Linked DNA regions of Mus musculus: region 2 is linked to region 1. Evidence: chromatin loops called from intact Hi-C (ENCODE). Cell type or tissue: heart. All regions are shown on one strand.

Region 1 (8,000 bases):
GTTGACAGCTGTGACTGCAGATAATTGCTTTTTTGTTTTGGGGTTTTTTTGTTTGTTTGTTTGTTTTTGAGACAGGGTTTCTCTGTATAGCCCTGGCTGTCCTGGAACTCACTTTGTAGACTAGGCTGGCCTCGAACTCAGAAGTCCACCTGCCTCTGCCTAGATAATTGCTTCTTTGATAATAACTTTCTTGGATAACGTAGCTGCCTAGCTGAGGACTCACCAAGCTGCATACTCTAAACAGGCGGGCTCAGTGCAGGGTAATCGTAACATGATAAACGCTGGCTGCTGTTGCTTTTTTGTTGTTTTGCTTTTTTTGTTGGTTTGCTTGCTTGTTTTCTTTAGTTTGCTCTTTGGCCTGTTGAGACAAGATGCCTCTCATTCTGTTGTCCGAACTGTCTTCAAATTTGTAATCTTCCTGCCTCATCCTGGAAACGGAACCGAGATCCCCTAGAAGAGCAGTAGCCCCTTTAACCACCAAGCCATCTTTTCAGCTCCCCTACCCAGATAAATCTTTTCAGAGCCATGTTTCCAGCATTTTCCAGTGCACGGTGCAATTAGTGTTATGTTCCGTTCACATCGTGAACATATTTATTCTAATTTTTTTAGTTTTCAGTACTGAGGCTTGAACCCACGACCTGACACACACAAAGCAACTATTCAGCCACATGCCCCATCCCCAGTCTTCCTCCAGTATTTTCTACATGAAAGAAATGGATGGGAATGTGGAAGTCCAGCCTCCACTCTTCCCCTGCATCCTTCCTTTCTCACCACCGCAGCCATGATCGTGAATCTCCCTGCAGTTTGTCATTAGCGGCTGTTCCCGAGGTTCTGAGAGTCTGCATTGCATTTCTTCATTAGCCACCGGGTGAGTTCCTTTTTTCCAGGCTGCAGTGTTACTGTAACAGATGAGCTAACCCAAGCACAGAAAGGTCAAAATCGATTCACCCAAGGTTTCAAAGCCGAGTGAAGCCCAGCTGCCCTAGCTGGATGCTGCTGTTCAGTTCTGAGTTCACATTTTCATTTCCTGTTTCCCTGCAAGCCTCTTTGGCTAAGCTCACGAATAATCACATTAATCTGCTTCTAGGAAAATACTTTGTGGGTGACACTAACAGTGAGGAGGGGACATGCAGGAATCTAGGAGCCTCATGTTTTCGAGGAGGTGCTTTCATAGCTGCTGTGTAATTTTATAATTCCTTTTCCCAGAGGTAAAGTATTAAAATCCCAACCCACGCAATGAGATGACCCAGATTGCTCAGTGAGAGCACAACTGCTCCTTACCTCCCAGGCCTGCAGATGTCACTCCTCCACCACCACACCTGAACAGTCGCTGCTCTGCTAGCCAAGGACAGCCACCAGAGAGGGCCAAGAGGCTGATCCTCCATCGCAGTAGGAAATAGACATGACTCAGAGATAAAACATTTGCCACAAAACCAAAGATGAGTACAACAGACTGATGGATTATTCCAGAGGTCCACTGTTAGGGGTCTCAGGCTCCTCCCATTCCTTCCTCTACGTACCCTAAAGATTGTGCTGCTGAACCCCAAGACAAGCAGCTACGTCCATTGACTCCTCTTGAGTGAGCCCCGGGTGTCTTCAGGGCACTTGTTGCAAACGGTCTCCTAAGCATACCAGCCATCACCATCTTCATCAGAAGCAGCTGTGACTATTCATGGCCCTTTGCAAAAGGAGGGGGTGGGGGAATCCCGGGACTGTCATCTGAGATCTCAGTCACCTCCCTACCCTGCCACCTGCTTATAATCCTGCCCAAATCACATGTAACCTCAGGAGATGCTAGAACATATAGAGAGTGGAAAGTTGGCTGAAGAGGGGAGAGACTCCATCTATACAGTCATAGGGAAGTCAGTGTCCAAGCTAGGGTGAGACTTACCAGCAATGCAGCTGCTCTGGGGTCACCTACTGTATTGGCTGGTTTTGTGTGTCAACTTGACACAAGCTGGAGTTGTCACAGAGAAAGGAGCTTCAGTTGTGGGAATGCCTCCATGAGATCCAGCTGAAAGGCATTGTCTCAATTAGCGATCAAGGGTGGGAGGGCCTATTGTGGGTAGTGCCATCCCTGGGCTGGCAGTCTTGGGTTCTATAAGAAAGCAAGCTGAGCAAGCCCAGGGGAAGCAAGCCAGTAAGTAACATCCCTCCATGGCCTCTGCATCAGCTCCTGCTTCCTGACCTGCCTGAGTTCCAATCCTGACTTCCTTTGGTGATGAACAGCAATGCGGAAAGTGTAAGCTTCCACTTGCTTCTTGGTCACATCTTTTGTGCAGGAATAGGAACCCTGACTAAGACACCTACATTCCTTAATTAGACCCTCAACTGTGCTAAATAAGGTCAATGAGTTATTGCCTCACAAGTTGGATTTGGGTGGAGTTGTGCTCTGGTCTGTCATTGGTACCTTGCCTCCCCAAGATTGGCCTATAGGCAAGTCTAAGAGTAAATTTTCTTGGCTTATGTTCATGTGGGAGGGTCTAGCCCACTGTTCGTGGTGCCATCTCTGGACTGATGGTCTTGGGTTGAATAATAAAGCAGGCTGAGCTAGCCACAAGGAACAAGCAAGGGAGCAGCACACTTGGGTGGCTCCTGCTCCTGCTCCTGCTTCCAGGTTCCTGTCTTGCGGTCCTGCCCCCCTTCCCCCTTCATGATAGTCTGTAACTGATGAAATAAAGCCTTTCTTCACCAAGTTGTTTTTCGTCGTGGTGTTTTATCACATAACAGAAAAGCCATCTAGGACAGTACCATATCTGGGGTGTGTGGACATTTGTTCACATTTACCCAGGAAAACTTCACTCAACAGACACCATTGGGAATGCAAAGGTGCTGGTGACTAGCTTTCAATATGAGATTTCTTACTGTCTGATGTTAACCTGGGAACTGCTGGAAGCCTGTCCGTCCTGGTGATAATTGACAGAGCTTTAAGGAACTATTGGCGTCTCTTCCAAGGAGAGAGTTGAGGATTGTCGGTGTCTGTACTCAACCAATGTCCATGGGCCCCAGTTCTTCTGGTTTCAGTTTCCTTATTTGTAAGCTAGACTTCTGTTGTAGGCTAGAGTTCAAAACACAGACCCCCCCGTCCCCCCTCCCCAAACACAGCCACTGTCCATGGTGTTCTCTGGAACCAGCCTTACTCAGCCATGTGTGCATTGCCAATAGTTGTTTCCATGTGCCAGAGAAGCACCTGAGAGATCAGATGTGAGAGATCAGATGGTCCAAGAGTGCCTGGGAGATGCCCGGGAGCACTGCCTCCTGGTGGCCACTTCAGGAACTGAGGAATGGTGAGTGAACCCAGCAATTACCTATGGAAATACAGTGTGCCTGGGCTGTATAGCCTGAGACCTGGAATAATGTTAAACACCCTTGTGATACTATGATTCATCCCGTGTGGCCTGCAGCACACTTGCATAGAGTCCTAGGCAGCCCGTTCTACGCCTCCCACTCCCCCACCCTTATTAACGACTTGAACACAATCTCTGCAGTACCACAACAGACCATCTGATCACCAAGACAGCTGCTCAGATAAGTACCAGCTGGAGAACACACACAGTGGGGATACACTGGATAGAGAGGCTAATGCGATTTCATCTTGCTATTTGAGCAATGTGCAATTTAAAACGCATGACCTGCTCATCCCTGTAATTTTTCCATTCTGTATTTACAGGGCACAAATGAGAAAGGGTATGTGAGCATGTGGAAAGCTAGCCCACCATGGATAAGGTGGGATCGCTGGACTCTCATCTCTTAGACACTGTTCCCATCATGAGTCTGGGTAGCTGCTTCTATTAGAATTGATTTTGAAATGTAGAGACTAGGTGGGTGATTTTCTGTGTGGATTTCACTTTGGGGTTTGCTGCAAACTTGCACATTGATTCTGGCAGATGAGGACACCCCTGGAGAGTCCACAGGGCCTCTCAGAGTTCACATTTCGGCTTGGAACTTGTCCCTCCCAAGAGGCAAAAGTGTGTTTCCAGGAGCTACCAGTAGAGAGCAGCAGAGGCCGTTAAATGCGTTGCTGCAGTTGGCAGAGAGCTCAGGGAGGGAATGGGTCATCCCCTGTTAAGTGGGTGATCTTCTGTGGTTTGGAGGTGCACTTCTCCAAGCAGCTTTGTCCATGAGGTTCCCTAAATTCTCACAGTCACCCTCACATGTGCACACCAGGAATCACCAGGTTAAAGGAGCGCTAATCCCATTCATTTGTGGGTTTTACGTGTATTCGTGCATGCAGGCCCTTCTGTTGATAGTGGCCCCCATAGTCATGTATTTTTTCTTAAATCCTTTTAAAAATCAAAGTCAATATGTTTTCATGGCTCCCAAGTATAGCAATCCCTCTGCCTTATGTATCTCCCATGCAACCCTGGGCTTCCCTCTCATGAAGCCTTCCCTCTAGTGGCCTCCTCGCTGTGTGTATGTACTTGGCATTCTGCCTGCGTGTCCAGGCACACACATCCCCACTGTGCAGACACTAGGAGGTCCTGGGGCCAAAGCCTTTTTACAGAGCACAGTGGACACACTGAAGACATTGCTTCCCACGAAGCCATGTCACCTCAGACTGACACACACTCTTCTAGGTGGCTTAAAGACTCACTTTGATGCAATGGCTCCTGAGTTCTGTGGGCTTGGCTTCACAGCCTTGGGTTGTCCTCGGCTACATTGCCTTGATCAATGCTCTATCAGCATCCGTTGATGGCTCATTCTGCTGATGCTGCCTGTCCTGTAACTTTCTCCCCACCTGAGGAGAAGTGGGGGAGAGGCAGGGTCTATTTCTTCTATTTCAGTGTGGTGTCTTCTGCCAGACACAGCCTCCTTTCAGCTTCACGCAGGGTCTTGGACATCTTCAAAGAGACTGACATCACCCGTCCTGCTGTGATGATGATCTGTAACTGCACGGGAGTACTGAACCAGGTCCTTCATAAGGTCTGCTAACAAAAGGCTTAGAAGGACGAGCCATTCCTCTCTCACTTCAGCTGCACCCCAATCACCGTGACACCCCCTCTTTTTCTGAAGCCACTCCCTCCCTGACCCCTTTACGCTATCTAAGGCAGACTCCAGGCTCTCTTGTCAAACCTCTAATTCCCCTCCTGCAATTGCTTCTTCCTTCCCAAGAGCATGTTGGTCTGACCCTGCTGCTCCAAAGGCCGCAGGAATCGTTGTTGCTGCTATTATGCTGACCTTGTCTGCCAGACTTCCAGCTTCTTAGTCCAGCCTCTCCCTAGTGGCTTGAGTCCCCCCCACCCACTTTTCCAATCCTAACACTACTATTCCTTTTAGGGCTCCTTTTCTCACCCTCCTATCCCGCCTCTACCGCTCTCCCAGGCTTCCTTTCTGTCTGCAGCGATGGTAGCCATCTCCATTCCATTGCCCAACCCACCAGCTGGCCAGCCAACATCCAGCCTTGAAGGCCTGAGATCGCCTCTGCTCTCCCTGGTCAGCTCCCAGAAAGCTGGTCCCCTTGCCAAGGCCTCACCTGTGCCATCTGGATAGAGAAGGGACAGGAAGTGGTCTCGACTCAGTGACACTTCACAGACTGCACCCCAGATTCTTGCAAAGCATCCTTGCGAGCTCTGAAGGCTTGGCAGTGAGCTTCTGTTGGGTTTGGCCTGCTCCCTTGGTCCCTCTTCCTCGGCATCCTTTGCTGTGAGCAACCACAGCGGGGCGCCACGAGATCTGCCAACCCCACCTCTGACTGCTTGCTGAGTAGCACTCTGTGCACAGGCCTTTGGAGGCCCTTTGAGTGGCAGCTGCCAAGCTTGCCCGCTGGCTGCTTCAGCTATCTGGATGAGTGGATTCTTTGCTCTCCCTGTGTAGAGCCGTTCCCAGCCAGAGCTCCCCTGCCCCCAAGGCAGCTGCTTCTAAATTGAGATGTAAAAGTTAATTGTTTTATTGGACTAAAAAGAAAAGAGCAGCGGCAGCAGGCCGGCAGGAAGGGCTGAGAGCTGTTGTTCGCTAATTTATTTTAAACTCAGTTTTAATTTGGTATTGACTGTCCAGTCCCGGGCTCTGGGGGGTGGGGGTGGAGGTGGGGGTGGGGGGCATCTGCCCGGGGTTCCTTGAGGCTGGTAGGCTAGAGGCAGCAGGCTCCTCGGGTTTGAAACTAATTTGTCTTTGAAAGGAAACACTCAGCAGGACACTCAAGAGGTTTCTAGAGTATAAGGTTTTGAAGGGTGGGTCTTTCCAGCTCTGAAAGGCTGCTGGGGTGAGGGCAGGTGGACTGGCTTACCTTCCTGTGGTAGAGACTGTTCCCATTTCTAGCAACCAGCTTCCTTCCAGGACCTGGGGTAGGATCTCCCTGGCTCCCTCCCACTCTTTGATGGGATTATAGGGACCCCAGGTACCACCCCCCATCCTTTGATGGGATTAAGGCGGTTTGGAAAGGATTCATCTCCTCTAATGAGCCCCAGCCTTCCCAGCCTTTGACGGACGTTCCTGGTGCTGCTCCAGGGGCAAACTTTTTGGAATAATCTCCCTCGGGCCTCTGCTGAGCTTCTTTTCAGGGAAGAGTGTTCACAGGTTTCTAGTTCTTGGCTTGATTGGTGCTGTCTCCAGCAAGAGGGTGGGGGTGGGGCACAGATCCACTTATTTTTGTCACTGGCCTTCTTCTGAGTCTCTAATTGTGCACACAGGTCTGATTAATGTGAAGTAGCATGTCACAGAGATTTTAGGGTAAAGCCTGGGTTTTGGAGCCCCACAAAGCGAGACTCATCCACGCACCCCAATACACTAAAGAAACAAATGGGAAAACAGAACAGATATTAACTGTGGCCATATTGGGAAGAGCAACAGATAAAGGGGCCCAGTGACCCCAGTCTATCTTGGGGTACTGACATGAACTCAGATAAAGAAATAATTGGGGGTGAGGGTGGACGTGGCAGGGACAGGAGACATGCTTTATTAAGCTGTCCAGGTCAAGGTGTGGGCTGTTTGATCGCGTTGTCTCTGTGTGATCCAGTATCATGACCAGAAGACCTTCTGGATGCTATTGTTTAAAGGATCAGTCTAATCCTCGGAGACGGCCTCTCTTCTGCTGAAGGTGTAGCCTTGCGGCTGTGGAGGCTGTGGATAGCTGTGCTCCTCTTGAGAGAATCGGTCTTGTGAGATCTGCCCCCCAACCCCCACCCGGAATCTAAGATGGCCTAAGGTTCAGGGCAACGACTTACTTCCTTGCCTTCAGCCTCGAAGGAAGGATGAGGCTGGCTAGGATGGACGTCTGTACTCTGAAATCTCAGCTGCAGATGGATTCACGGGGGCAGGTACTCTCCACTGCCCTTTGGGGTGTTGATGGGGTGGGTGGGGCAGGATAGGATCGCATTGCCCATCCCAAGGGTTGTTCAGCTTGGAACTGGCAAAGCCACCACTCACTTGTTTCTAGTGAGATCCTAGGCTTGATGTGCACAGAGGGTATCAGGTAGGGGCAGGCTCAGCCCTGACCCAGCCACCTGGGGTTCTTTACCACCATCACCCCCCCATTGTCTTCACCCAAGCATTTCTCCATATTTAAAAGGTTATGGGAAGAGAGTATGGCTATGTAAAGGATCAGTTTACCAGTAAACAGACCCCACAGGGACCAAGTGCTAATCTCTTTCTCCGGGGGCTCCTCGAGGGGAAAATATAGATTAGAAGACACCCAGAGCCTGCCTTTCGGCCCCAGCAGCCTGGAAATCCATTCTGCTTCCCTGCACATCTGGCTGCCAGCCCAGGCTGAGAGTGGAGTGGTCACTGTGAGAGAAGAAAGGAAGCTTCTCCAGAGAACAGCAGCTCAAACTCTTGTAGGCGCATGAGATGTCGTCAAATGACTAAGGGGCCGGTCTCCAGCCCCTAGGCTGCTCTTTCTCTCTGAGCCAGTGGGTTAAGCTCTTTTAACCCTGGGACCATGTCCTGGCTTGTTTTGAGTCCGCTGGTAGTGAGGTTTGCCTTATACAGTGCAACTCCTCCGGGTTTTAAGATTTTCTTAAGGGGCTGGAGAGAGAACTCAGAGGTTAAGAGCACTGTCTGCT
Region 2 (8,000 bases), 1.6 Mb after region 1:
GCTTTCTTTCGTCAGTACCTTTGACACAACTACCTTTGGAGACCTCATGCTCATATACCTAACCTCTCCCACATCCTCCCAGGAAAAAAAAAATCTCATTGGTTCATCAAGTGGCTCTTTGGTAAAATTGTTCTCATAGTGTGTTATTGGTTTGTTATCTAGAGTAAATAAACATTTGTTTATACTCCCCCCAAAAAAGTTTCACATAACACAGTGTTTGGTGCACAGCTGACAACACACATGTTCTTCAAAAGAAATAATCACACTAATCCATAAAATTCATATTCAGATGACAAAGTTTCACATTTGAACAATTATTGCACACGTGTGAGTTTCAAATAGAGTCTTCAAGTAGGTAGATACGGCTGACAAACTGATAGCTACTATATCTACAGCAAGCAAAATACTGCAGGGAACAGGCCTTAAGAAATCAAGCTAATGATGGTTTGCTGCTCAGAAGCAAATCAGTTTAGCTAGGAAGCCAGGCAATGCAGTACAAAACAACTCTAACATCTTACATCATAGGTAAGTTCACCTAGGAATGCTGATGGGCAACAGGAGTTAAGGTTTCTATGATAGAAGTCTAACTAGAGGCTAGCAGTGAAGAGCCCATGGCTCCAAGGGATGATGTCTGAACTCTGTAATCAGGAGCTTAGAAAATGAGAACCAGAAAACAGGACAGTGGCTAGAGGGCCAGAAAACAGGACAATGGCTAGCCTACTGCCCTGCTCTTGCCCTCTCAGAGGATGCTGGAACCAAAAGGTGCAGGGAGGTGACAGTTCTCTGCTATGAGAGAAGCTGAGGGGATGGCTCCGCTTTGGTGCACATTATAAGACAACAAGCCTTCAGAGGGGACAGGATCACATGTGGCTCCTGATCTGACTCAATTCTTAGCTTCACTCTACGACCAGACATCGTTACTGGGCTTTCAGTAGATCCCGGGTATCTCTGCTTCAATGCTGTATCTAACTAAATTTGGGCTTGTGCCTCAAAGGCTTGATCTTTGATGAGGAGACACACTATCTCCAGTTCTTTTTCTCTCTGCTTCACTTCATTCTTGCTTTCTTCCCTTCAAATACACTTCCCCACGGCTCCATGCATGCAAGCTTACCATTGTCTTCTGTCATTTCTCTCATCCTCAGCAGAGCTTCTGCAGAGGCCAGAGCCATACATTACCATTTGCAAACTGACTGTTCAAGGATGTTTGTGCTCAACGTAAATATTTACACATAAGTTCTGTCCTATGCAATTCAAACTTATCCCATGCCCGTTTCTTGCAAGGTGCTGGGTCAGGCAGCCCTGGATGAGCTCAAGACTGAGTTAAATCATTCAACATCCTGTGGACCCTGTCGCCTGGAGTCAGCATCGTGGCTGATAGAAGCTTGCCTGAACACATGCCTGCAGAATAAAGATGGGCCTCAGCCTCATTTATTCCTCTCCAGAGCCCACTAGAAAAGCAGTCTCTTCTCCAAGGTGTGGCATTAGAGGGGTGGCTCCAGAACAGAGCTTCTCTGACCCAGGGTGACACAGTAGCCTTCACCTTCCCATCCCTATCCCATCCAGAGCCTGAAGCCTGATTTTTCTCCTGAGCTTATTCCCCTGCGTGAGGAATGATGGGTGGAAGAAGGGAGGGTTGCATGGTGTCCTGCAGGGAAGGTCTCTCTGACGTCTACAACAGACAAGATGTATCAGAATGAAATGTAAGTTTCAAAGGACACCAGCCCCAGGATGAAAGGCTCGTGTGCCTTCAAGCAGAGTGCACATAGGATGAATCAGATTCAGGCATGGGAGGGAAGATGTCCCAGTGAGGTCCAGCTATATCACCCAGCTCCAAGTTTACCAAGACCCTTTCTCCTTGATGCTCATCCAAAATTGAGATTCCAGGAGAAATTAGTAACTTGAACCACCACAAAGTTACTTCAGGCACCAAAATCCAACAGAGCCAAAAAAAATAAATAATAACCTGATCATTGGACCTCTCTAACATCAGGCCCTGTTCCCTGCCCTCTGTTGGCAAAGTCAGCTCCATTCTGGTATCTTTACTTTGTACAGCCATCCCTCTTCACTCAAACAAACAAACAAACAAACAAACAAAAAAGGTGCACATTCAACAAGGCCATCCATCCATCAATGCAGAGGCACAGGTAAGAGTCTAACCCTGTGCCCTGGAATGGGAGGAAGGTGGCAGGAGAGGAGCTGGGTGATGCTGAGGTTGGGTGATGAGAAACCTGTAGCTTTCGCACAGGTGCAATGGGAGTCAGCCACTATGAGGAGTTCTAACTCCCTGCTATAGAGAGGCCGCATGGCAAGATGGAGCCCCTGGACAGTAGCCAGCAGTGATAGAGAGAAAGTCCAGGAAGCATCCTGCATGCCAGCTTCCAGCCATCAGAAGACTGCTGCGCCTGCCAAAGTGGAGCAGAAGCCAGTGCCATCACAGGCAGCTGGGAGACAGACAGACACACAGTTGGCTATACAGCCATATAAGATAATAAAGAATGGTTCTGATTGCATTAAAAAAAGTGTTTGAATTTTTAAAAAATCAGACAAGCATGAGAAACATAAATACACTCACCACAATGTGACCTCTCTAAACCAAGCAGAATAAATGTCCAGAAATACTACATGGGCTGAAAATTATAATCTAGAAAGTAAGGATGGCTCAGACTGGAGCAGGTGACTCTTAGGAATGGGTAGACTATATCGCTCAGTGAGCGTCCTCACTATGGTTTGGGTAGGGTTGGTCCCCTAAGGTATGGGTGGGCATGCCTGTGAGTGTGTGTGTGTGTGAGTGTGTGGTACGGTGTGGTGTGAGCACGTGTGCACATGCAAGTCTACACACAGTCTCCCTTGCCTGAGGGCATTCACTCACACCCTGTAGTTAATAGAGGTCTAGTACACTGGCAAACTTTAAGGTGTTCTGCTTTGGTTTTTGAGGTGAAGCCTTGGAAATCTGTCTAGGCTAGTCCCCATCTCCTGGCCTCAAGTGACCTCCTCTGTCTTGGCCTCCCAAGTACCTGGGATTACAGGCCTGAACCGGGATCCACTTGCAAATGCTTTAAATCTTTCACTAAAAGCATCCTGTGTCCAAACAGTTCACACACTCCTCCTCTGTCTCCCCCCTCAATTATGGCACAAGCTTCCTGATTAATCCTCTCTGCTGCCTACTGCCCCTCCTCCCACAGCCTCATCTCAGGCAGCCACAGTGGCCCTCATAGACCATGTAGACCCTGCCTCTTCTGGACGAACAACTTCACTTGCTCCCCCCAACCTCTTTCTAGTAAAAGCCAGTGCTCTCTGGATAAGTCACAGCCACACCTTTACCTCTTGCTACCTTGTCGACCTCATCAACACCCCCACCTGCTCACACCTCTTCTCCACATTCCTCCATGAGCTTTCCTGTTTGACACTGCTTTGGCCTGGAAAGTCCCCTTCAGTACCCCACACTTGCTTCAGGCCCTTAATCCTGGTCCCAGACCCCTAACCTGCCCCATTCTTTCTTCTTTAGGACCTAGCACCCCTGACACACTATACATTTTTACTTGCATGTCTCATTTAGCAGGTGTTTTTCTCAACATGAGGAATTCCTATCTGACTCCAGTGCCATATTTCTGGCTTTTGGGACACTGTTTGCAATGTCATGTGCACTCAGTAATACATGACATGACGTGAATAAAAAGCACAAGAGGGTGACAACTGTCACAGCAAGGAAGGGCAACAGTAAGACAGCAAGACAGTTGATGCAGAATATTACTCTGGCAGGACAAGGGCACAGAGAACAAGAAACACACAGAGAGGATGCCAAGGCATATTCAAAAGACAGGAAGTGCCTACATCAGAGACAGTTTGTGCTCAGAAAGAAGAGGTAATCAAGCAGGTGTGGACAAGCTGCACACACACACACATGCACCATGTATATCACACAAAGAAACAGACAACACAAATATGTGCATACATGCACATGAGTGCACACACACATACACACGGACAGCTTTAAAAGGGAACAACCTTCACAGTGGAACATGATTAAACAATACCCTAAGGAGTCAGACTGTATGGCAGCCTTCACCTTCCATGTAGAGAAGACCCACTTGAGATGATATGACAAATGAGAGTGAAAAAAACAAACAACAAGTCAACCTTCAGGTTAGAAAGAAGAGACAACGAGCAAAAAGACTCATCTCACTGGCAAATTCTGGGTAGTTCAGGGCGTGGGACACACAGGAACCAGACAGAAATAGAACAGAATACCCTGGCCTCAGGAAGGGGAGCAGAGGGGGAACCCACAAAACTAGGTAACTGTACTTCTGAGAAGTATAAGGGAAACCCAAGCCAAAGATCACTCCAGTGATACAGACTACAAAGTGCTGATGGACCAGAGCCAAACTGCCAGGGCATGAGGAAGCCCCAGTACCACCAGCCCAGCATGCAGTAGATAACCATCCTAGTAAAGAAGGCATTTGCCTTAATGATCTAATGAGGTGGAAGATGAATGAGGTTGAGGCTGCTGCAGTCCAAGCCTGCCACCTAGTGGTCAGATACATGCACACACTTTTCCAAGGGATAAAACCTTTCACTAAAAGGCCCTTGGAGCCAGGGTGTGCAGATGATGCCACCAGCTCTGGATGGCAGACCGCTATCCCAGACTGTTCTCTGGCCAGACCACAGCCAGGCTTCTGGGGCCAACTGAATGACGCAGACACTGTATCAGCTGGAGGCTGGTGCACGTGGCTGGTATCTGTCTAGATGAACCCTGGGCACTTGGTATCAAAGAAAGAAACAAGGAGAGAGAGGGAGAAGAAGGAGAAAAAGAAGAAGAAGAAGAACAACAACAACAACAACAACGAGGAGGAGGAGGAGGAGGAGGAGGAGGAGGAGGAGGAGGAGGAAGAAGAAGAAGAAGAAGAAGAAGAAGAAGAAGAAGAAGAAGAAGAAGAAGAAGAAGAAGGAAGAACAAGAAGAACAAGAACAAGAAGAAGAGAGAGAGAGGGAGAGAGAGAAGGAGAGAGAGGAGAGGGGAAGCAGAAGAGAGAGAGAGAGAAGAGAGGGGAGGCAGAGGGAGAAAGAATAGAGGAAGGAAAGAAAAAAGGAAGGAAAAGGGCAGGCCAAGAAGCAGCAGAAGCACATAGCCAGGACAGTTCCCCCATGCTCTGGCCAAGTCAGACAAGCAGAAGGCTGTCTTTTTCTCCCTCCATTAAAAAATACTTAAATATAATTAAAGATGAGAAGGATGGTTCAGTGGGTAAAAAGAGCATCAGGGCCTGAGTTCAGATCCTGGAGAGATGGCTCAGCGGTTAGGAGCACTGACAGCGGGTGGGAGTGGGTGGGTGGTTGGGGGAACACCCTCATAGAAGCAGGGAGAGGGGGGATAGGACAGGGGGCTTGGGGGAGGGGACCGGGGAAGGGGACAACATTTGAAATGTAAATAAAGAAAATATCCAATAAAAAAAATAAAAAAAAAGAGCACTAACTGCTCTTCCAGAGGTCCTAAGTTCAATTCCCAGCAACCATATGGTGGCTCACCACCACCTGTAATGGGCATCTGGTGCCATCTTCTGCTGTATCTGAAGAAGCGACAGTATACCCACATACATGAAATAAATAAATCTTTTTTTAAAAAAAGAAAGAAAGCTGGCTGTGATCCCACACACTTGCAACGCCAGCACTGGAGTGGGGAGAGATAGGAGGAGAGTTGGGGTTTGCTGTCCAGTCAATTTAGCAGGTGGTCATTGCCAGAGGGCAAGCTGGGTGTTAATGAAAGAACTTGTTTCAGTGGAATAGGGGCTAAATGAAAAAGCAGGGCACTCAACACACTCCTCTGGCCCCCATGGGTACCTATCCCTGCACATGCACATATACATGCACACACACATATGCACACACACAATACATTTTATATTATGTATATATGTGTTTAGAAGGAAATCACCTTCATAATAGAACATGTGACATGATTAAAGAAAATCTTGGGGATTTGATGGCTAATTTTTTTGTTTTTGTTTTTGTCAATTTTGATGTAAGCTAAAGTCATTTGGGAAGAGGGAACCTCAGTTGAGAACATGTTTGACCAGATATACCTATGGGAAAGTCTATAGGGCATTTTCTTGATTAATGATTGATATGGAAGAGCCCATGCCCATTGTGGGCGGTGCCAGTCCTGGGCAGGGGGTCCTGGAGTGTAAGAAACCAAGCTAAGCAAAGCATGGGGAGCAAGCCTGTAAGCAGCACTCCTCCATGACCTCTGCAACAGTTCCTGCCTCAGGTTCCTGCTCTGACTCCCCACCCCCACCCCCGCCCCCACCCCTGCCCCCGCCCCCACCCGTGATGGACTGTGGTGTGGAACTGTAAGCTGAAATAAACCTTTTCTCCACAAGTTGCTTTTGGTCATAGAAACCTAACTGAGTCAGGGATTCAAGGTCCAAAATTATTTTCATATGGTAACTATATTTCAGTTAATACTATTTTCATTTGAATACAGAGAAATGCTTCTCAAACATCAGGATATTATCGCTTAGCTAACAATTAAAGAGTGGGGTGCAGGGGAAAAAAAGACACTGGAGAGGGGAAAAGGGGACAGTGTGACATGAGATCAGACACACATCATCACCATCCAGGCTGTCCCACATCAGCACTTGGGTAGAATGCCTCTAGAGGAAAGGACAGACAAGTAGCTGACTAAACATTCTATGACCACATCATTGCCAGTCTTCTGTGTCCCAGGGCACCAGGGAAAGGTTGCGGGGTGGGGGGTGGGGGGCGGTGAGGCCTATGGGCTCTTCTGTGCTAAGCCTTGTAGAACCTACAATCAAGGTTAAGCGAGACCACACTTGCCTTTCTCTGGTATTTCTAAGTGTCAGGAAGAAGTGACTTTTGCAAAGAGCTGAGCGGCCAAAGGAAGTTACGGCAACGCTACCATGAAGACAAGGATTCCCCTTTGTGGCACTTTGTGTAAAAGCCATAACTGCGAGGGCCTGCAGCCTGCCAGCAGTGGTCTAGGAACTGTGTCAGAGTACTGCACAAGTCAGAAGCCTTGGCCATCTCCCATTATGCCTAAACATTGGTGGGGACACCAAAAAGAACAGGCCAGCGCAACTCTCATGGGCACCCACCCAAACAGGGAGCTGAGGTGAGGCTGCAGGCGGGGTGGGTGGACTGGCAAGCTTTGTGGCCTTTAGAGCAAGAAGGGAGTATAGGGGAGGGGGCTTCATCTAGGTGGGAAGGGTGGCCAAATAAATCAGAAGAAAATGCTAGGGACACTAACAAGCAAGGCCCTGATGTGGGGCGAGCCTGGCCTGGAGGCTGAGATAGAGGCCACTCTGAGTGGAAAGAGTTGAGAAGGGGCAACCGTGTCAGAAGAGATTAGAGCAGTCAGCTGGTGTGGACTAGAGGTGCTTCACCTGGCATCCACACAGAGGACAGTCCGATGGGGACCACAGCTCACTTCATCCTGCTACCTTGCCTTTCCATCTCTGCATTTTTGCCATAGGCAAATACACTAGCATCCTTCTGGAGTCAAAGAAGCTCTCAGTCATAGGGGGTTCGTTCCTGTGCTGACCACTAGTGCTCATTCCAAGAGTCCATCGGTTCAGCCCATAACTTCAGGGGAGCGTGGGGGGGGGGGTGTCTCGGTGACCTGGGAAACCAAACCATTCTATCGTGAGGAAAGCCAGATGAAGTGTAAGCAGGCATGCCTGCACCTACGTGTAAATGACACCGTAGCTGTGCATCTTGGGGTCCTCCTCCTCAATGGAGAACCGAAGCCACTGCTCCTGTGGTCCTTGCCGTTTCTCTTTCTGTTCCAGATCCCAGTACAATTCGATGCTGTGATGAGTCACCTTGCCCACAACAGGAGGATGCGGCTTTGAGAGTGGCACGACTTCTGAAAAGAGAGACATGGGGTTCAGGGACGTTTCCAGAAGACCGGAGCTGCCTGGTGGCCCAACACATCCAGCAACAACAACTGTGGACCACACTGGTCCACTGAAATTCACCATGACCCTTCC

What was found. Hi-C counts contacts between places; a loop is a spot of excess contacts. Peaks named below come from ENCODE experiments on the same cell type or tissue, not always from the same donor. Only the 100,000 strongest peaks of a DNase experiment are listed, where the experiment ranks them.
Region 2: a loop joins it to region 1, with 5 times the contacts of the local background. A loop is called at or near these places in 12 of 42 quality-filtered maps.

The regions. Positions count from the first base shown.
Region 1 is chr7:135,483,637-135,491,636 of GRCm38, reverse strand. Gm36356 (predicted gene, 36356) reads right to left here and starts at 5,716. Exons shown (of 8, transcript NR_166608.1): 1 at 5,474-5,716; 2 at 4,595-4,925; 3 at 3,141-3,308; 4 at 1,892-2,014; 5 at 1,282-1,678; 6 at 772-913; 7 at 224-450. In heart, CTCF peaks have their summits at 3,265 (motif pointing left) and 3,990 (motif pointing right); no DNase peak of the experiment used is centred here; H3K27me3 peaks cover 2,983 bases.
Region 2 is chr7:133,853,042-133,861,041 of GRCm38, reverse strand. It overlaps Fank1 (fibronectin type 3 and ankyrin repeat domains 1), which reads right to left. Exons shown (of 11, transcript NM_025850.2): 2 at 7,699-7,876. Among named protein-coding and RNA genes, the nearest start is that of Gm51500, 77 kb to the left of the region's middle. In heart, a CTCF peak has its summit at 4,524 (motif pointing left); a DNase peak (open chromatin) is centred at 4,511.